2 separate regions of the Homo sapiens genome follow, and region 1 is linked to region 2. Evidence: read pairs that join two places in POLR2A ChIA-PET (ENCODE). Cell type or tissue: OCI-LY7. All regions are shown on one strand. Links, peaks and the distances in the headings refer to the core of each region. The heading gives the core; the rest is flanking DNA.

Region 1 (2,934 bases), core at 293-2,792, 180 kb before region 2:
TATATTTGTTATTGTCATTTTGCCTCAGTCCTGTCCTTGAGAAACACATATGCACACACACAGAAAAAACCTTAATTCCTAAGGTTATTCTAAAATCAGGAAAAATATATATATAAATGTTTTAAATCTTGTAAAAAATGTAGGCAAAATTGCAAGACCTGCTTGAAAATGCTGGAAAAACTATAAGAAACGTATACACTTAAACTTGTTAATTCCTGTTAGTAAATAAAAATGAATGCAATAAATATTTCAATACAACATGGTATTTGCTCTAAGTAATTTGGATTTTATATTAATAAAAATATTAAGATGATATAGCATTGCTTAAGCTAAGCTCAAAGTATTTCCGTTAGCTTCTATGCATTTTTCGGGTGGTATGTTACATATTATCATAACATATGTATATGCCACTATATTTTCTCTTTCTCCTAGTGAGTTCCCAGTTAAAGGGATACAGATAGCTTGTACTTTAGACACACTTTAGGACTCACTATGTAATATTATTAGTATTTCAGTAACATTTCCATATTCCACTTATATTTTTTAAGTAGCTTGCATTTCCATACTTTTAAGGATTTATATTTATACCAAGTTGAGAAATAACACCCACTGGACGCTAACAATAGGGCCCTGTATGAATATAATCATTATTACTAAAATGTCAGTTTTATCATACAATTTTATCTACAATAATACAAATTAACACACTTCCTTAGATATTTATAAATATCTTAATGACTTTTAAATTGAGAAGTATTTCTGAAACCTCTGGAGGGAAAAAGATAAGTGTGTATTAGGTGACAAAATGATTAGAATTCTTGCATCATCCTCATTATGTGAATGTCTGGTTTAAGCATCTCTATACCTGACACACTAATTTAGCTACAATGCAACAAAACCAGCATTGTAGTAATAGAATATTGATTGTACAGTGTTCAAAGACAAAGAACTTATGTTGTTGTACTTTTTATACATGTGTGATATTGCAGCACAATACCATGTCGATAATTTTCACCAAATGAAACCCACTACCACTGTGCTCAGTGGTGATTTAATTATGAAATAGTCAATCCTCCAATGAAATACTTTATCTTACACAAACCTAAAATATACTCAAAAGACTTTAGTGTAAAAGTATAGTGGGAAAACCCTCCCAAAGTTCACTTAAGTACATTATTTTTCTAATTTTTATGTCCATATTTTTATTCTCATAGTGCACATTTGAGAATGCTTTCTCAAGGAGACTCTAATCTCACAGGGATCAAGTATTAACACTGTATATTTCATTTCCCAATACAAAAAGAAAAGAGTGGTTTTACCAAGGATCCAAAATATGATTTTTAAATGAGTTTCTCACATGAGACTATTCTTATGGGTACAGTGCTGATGCCCTTTTAGAAAGAGTTTAGTCATGAATAAAATAATAAAGAGATGTCAGTTTATTTACTTGGAAATGCAAACATTGGACCTAATGAGAATTGTAAATAGCAAACAGAAGGTAATCTTGACATTAAGATCAACAAGTCTTTATTAAAATGTTGTTCTAAGAGAATTAAGCAATGAGGAATGAGGAATAGGAAATAGTATTTTTACAAATTTGAGAGTAGAAAAGGTCATTAAAATTTATAAACCAACTGCCACCCAGTGTGAGTTCCCCTTTCCAGCATCCTTGACAGATGTTCACTCAACACCTGCCTGAATATCTTCAGGACAGCTATTTTGTGAAAACGTTATTTCCTGTATCAAAACAAAACCTACTTCTTTGCCTTAAGCTGGTCTCCTATAGTACTGGTGAGAGTCTACAAGGGTACAACTTTTCTGAAGTTTATTCTGACAAAACAAACCATACAACTCTAAAATGTATCTATTCCTTGGTCTTATAGTTCTAGTTCCAAAGCTCTATACTAAGGAAATAATCAAAGTTATGTATAAAGAATTTATTTGATTTGTCACTTAGAAAAGTGAAAATTTGGAAACAAACCAATGTTCAAGAATAGAAGATTATTAAAATAAATTATGATAAATTTGCGCAAAGAAATACATTCAATCATCATAAATTGTGTTACAATAATTGTGTGCACAATATATGTTTTTCATGAAATAAGGTCTATGAAGTGCTTAGTAGAACTTTCTGACACAGAGAAAACGAAAAATAAATATTAAGTATTATTTTTTAAAGTAGGCAGTAAAAAAGCATATTCAATATACCGTTTATAAAAGACTCTTACATTGAGTGTGCATTCCTCTTGCAATCTAAAAACTGTTACCTTAAATACATTTATTTCACTAATATTTCATGAATACTGACTATATGCCAGATGTCAATGAACAAGGCTTACATTTCTTTTCTTTCAAAAGGAAAGACAAATATCTAAAGCAAATGACAGGGTGCTGTCACTTTTCAATTCTGGACGGTAAGTATGATCATCCTGGATTCTTGTCTTTGTCTTTTAAAGATGAATACTACAATACAAATGTAAAACTTTTAGTAATCAATAAAATACTGCATTACAATAAGTTTATAAAAAGTAATGAACTTTGAGCAAACAATCTTACTCCAACTTAAATGAGTGCATATGTTCACCAAAAGACACACTGAAGTACGTTTATTGCACCTTCATTCATAATAGCACAAAGCCGGAACCAATTCAAGTGTTCCTTAACTGTAGAATGGATAAATAAATTGTGGCATTTTTAAAAAGCTTTAGTGAAATATAATTTATATGCCATACCATTCACCCAGTTTAAAATGTGCAACTCAATGATTTTTAGAAAATTTACTAAGTTGTGCAACCATCACTGTAGCCTAGTTTCAGAAAACTTTCATTACCCTGATAAGATCCCTCATGTTCCTTTACAGTTAATCCCTTTTCTCACCCTGAGCCCCAGGCAACAACTAATTTATTTTCTGTTTCTATAGATTTGCTTAATTGT
Region 2 (2,934 bases), core at 210-2,709:
CTCCTTTCTTCTCAGGCTGGAATCCTCACCAACCTAAGTGGGGGTTAGGGGTATGTGCAGACTGGCAGCCTTAGATTTGTCATGTAAGGCTTTAGGACCCTGCACCTGTGGGGTCACAGTTTTCTTCTCTCAGTTCTAAAACAAGACTTTAGTATTTTATTCCAGACCTATTTGTGTAATCATGAATTTAAAGAACATTTTCATATTGATGGCTAGTAGTTAAAATTCACATTTATTATACTTTATGCTAGCCTTAGGCATATAGCCTATAATTTATATTAACTATTGACAGTTTATACCCTTTTGGTAAAGATCAGATGTGAGAATAATCTGCCTTGGCAGGTTAAAACAAAACACTTTTATTTTGACACTTAACTTTCCAGTTTATTTTTATGGGTAGTTCTGGGGTGGAAAATAATATTTACAAAATAATAAAAGCCATGATTTGGAGACCTGACCCAAGAAGCTTCAACATCCTTAGGTTGCTTGCCTGTGCCACTGTGCCGTGACACATTCCCTACTGAACATAGGCTAGTGTGGGATTGCTCCACCCAGAGGCCCTTCCCCAGAGCAGGGAGGACATGGAGTGTTTGTGAAGGTTTTTCTCTCCTTAACAAGTAGGTTAGTTTTCAACAGTTTAAGTACTGGAGTAGGTGCTGACTGTTAATATACAAAAGCAAAAAAATACATATATACAGTAATGGGTAGTTAATTATGTTCAGCTTCATTTTCTGTAAGCTGTTGATAGTTTCTCCTAGAATATTCTGTCTTCCTCTTATCAAGGCAACTGGGATTCATATAAAGGAGCTTCTTATGTATATGGGACTTAGAAACTAGTTAAAAGTGTGAAAAGAGGTTTTAAAAAATATTTTCAAACAAATGCATCTATCTGTACTTCTTAGGTGAGCTAATGAACTAAACCATCTTGAAAAATTTATCTTAGTATTACACAAAATGCATTTGTATGAGATCTGAATTGGTTGGAATTCATTGAAGAACTTACATATTTGAATCAGATTATTTCATAAGCTGTGGTGGTACAAATTTTTCATTGAAGAGAATTTTAAGCATGTGTCCGAAGGTCAGAGGGGAGGAATGCCTGCAGATCCGTGTGAGGGATGAGGGCTGAATACACAGGGTAGATCAGAATTGCACTGGAACCTGGTTATACCTCCTAACCCAGTCAAGCACCTGTGGTCTTTTAAATTTCTTTCTTTATAATCTTGTGTATGTTGGTCAAAGAAGGGTTTGATTAGTCAAAATAGGAACAGCCACTGTGGGCTCCAGAGATACTGTGAAACGAGTGGCAAAACAACCTCCCCGCCAAGTAGACGAAAATAATAAACAAGATACCTGTTTGGTAGTTTAGGGAAGAGATTCCCTCTTTGAGGAAATAAGTCTTGACTTTTCCCTCAGTATTCTTAGCCTAGTTCCTTGCTTGGTGTTCAGTGATTGAACTATATCTTATCCCCACCCCCAACCTCTCAATCTGTTAAAAGGCCCTTTACACAAACTCTGCAAATTATGCCATGATAACTTTAAATCTCAGATTTTAAAACTAAGTGTATGCTCCGAGTCGTAAGGTATTGCATCTGAATGAGATCTGAGAGGTAGCTCATTCATTTTACAGTAGAGGCAACCAAGACACAAAGATCATTCTGGAAATCACATCACCAGCTAGTGGCAGAGTTGAGTTGCAGAGGGAAGCCCCAGTCTTCTGTGAGTGTTGCGCATTGTCTCCCACATGGTTTGTCTCCTAAATAAAACCCCAAAGAATTGTATAAATTATCCGTGCTTACTATTTGCAGACCCTAATAGAGAGTACAGAAAACATACAATTCTGCATTATTATAAATTTGACCTTATACTAAGTTGGTGGTTTTTCTTTTTTTTTTTTTCAGCCAACGATGGATCAAAGTAGTTTTTAAGTCAATTATAGTAATTTTTAAAAATCTTACCAGTGGCATGGTTTAGAAATCTTCTTCTTTGTAAAGACACCCGGGGAAAGCTTGATAGGACATCTTGTTTTCTTTATAAAGATCTCTCCAAGAAGCACAGGCATTTGTAATCATTCAGTTAAACATTCTTTATGAGGAAAAGTGGGGAAGAAGAAGGAAGGGAGAGAAGAAGAGAGTGAGTTACTGTATATACAAAGGGTGAAAGGGGATCACCCAGAGAAGGGACATGTGATGACTAGAAGGGCTGCTTTAAAATTATAAATGTGTGTGCTCTTCTGATATTGCACCATGGATAATAGAAGAATGACAGCTAACCTAAAGGATGATTGTTTTAAAAGTAGACATGTAAAAATCACACCAATCTATGGGCAATTCTCTCCACCCAAGTAGGTTCTGGCGATTCTCTTTTGGGATGCACTTACCTGTCTCTGATCCATCCATTTGAAGCAATGTAGTGGTTAGAAGGGTGGATCTGGACTCAGATAACGTGGGTCTGAATCTGGCCTCTACCATTCTCTTGCTTTGTGACCGTCTGCAAATTACTTAATCTCTCAGAACTTTAGTTTCCTCATTTGTAAAATGAGGTTAATAGTACCCACTTTGTTGGATCCTGAGGCTTAAATGTGATAGTAAAGCACTTAGAATGGTATCAGACATGAAGTGGGCACACAACAAATGCTGCTTGTGATTATTGCTGTTACTGGTCACCACCTAAAGCCATCAAGCCAAGATTGCATTGATCCATATGCTGTTTAATAACTCAGGAAAGTGGATAATGAAGTTTCAAAAGGGTATCAAAAATAGTTAAAATTGAGTTTTAGTGCTTAAAGGGATACATTTCCAGTTCATCAAAAAGATCTTCCATACCTATAATTTTATTTTGCTACGGTCAACTCTGATTTTCTTTGATTTTTACCAAATTCCAAAAAAACTTAAGTATCTTTAGAATGATATACTTACTGCATATACATCTTCA

Evidence for each region. Peaks named below come from ENCODE experiments on the same cell type or tissue, not always from the same donor. Only the 100,000 strongest peaks of a DNase experiment are listed, where the experiment ranks them.
Region 1: POLR2A ChIA-PET joins it to region 2 with 6 read pairs; 1 of 35 experiments calls an interaction of 5 or more read pairs at or near these places.

What each region holds. Positions count from the first base shown.
Region 1 is chr6:119,522,510-119,525,443 of GRCh38, reverse strand. No RefSeq gene overlaps it. Among named protein-coding and RNA genes, the nearest start is that of MAN1A1, 170 kb to the right of the region's middle. In OCI-LY7, for the core only: no CTCF peak of the experiment used is centred there; DNase peaks (open chromatin) are centred at 833 and 1,693; H3K4me3 peaks cover 1,674 bases; H3K27ac peaks cover 2,500 bases.
Region 2 is chr6:119,342,101-119,345,034 of GRCh38, reverse strand. All of the region lies in intron 2 of MAN1A1 (mannosidase alpha class 1A member 1), which reads left to right. Among named protein-coding and RNA genes, the nearest start is that of MAN1A1, 6.2 kb to the left of the region's middle. In OCI-LY7, for the core only: CTCF peaks have their summits at 287, 489, 1,476 and 1,678; a DNase peak (open chromatin) is centred at 1,654; H3K4me3 peaks cover 2,500 bases; H3K27ac peaks cover 104 bases.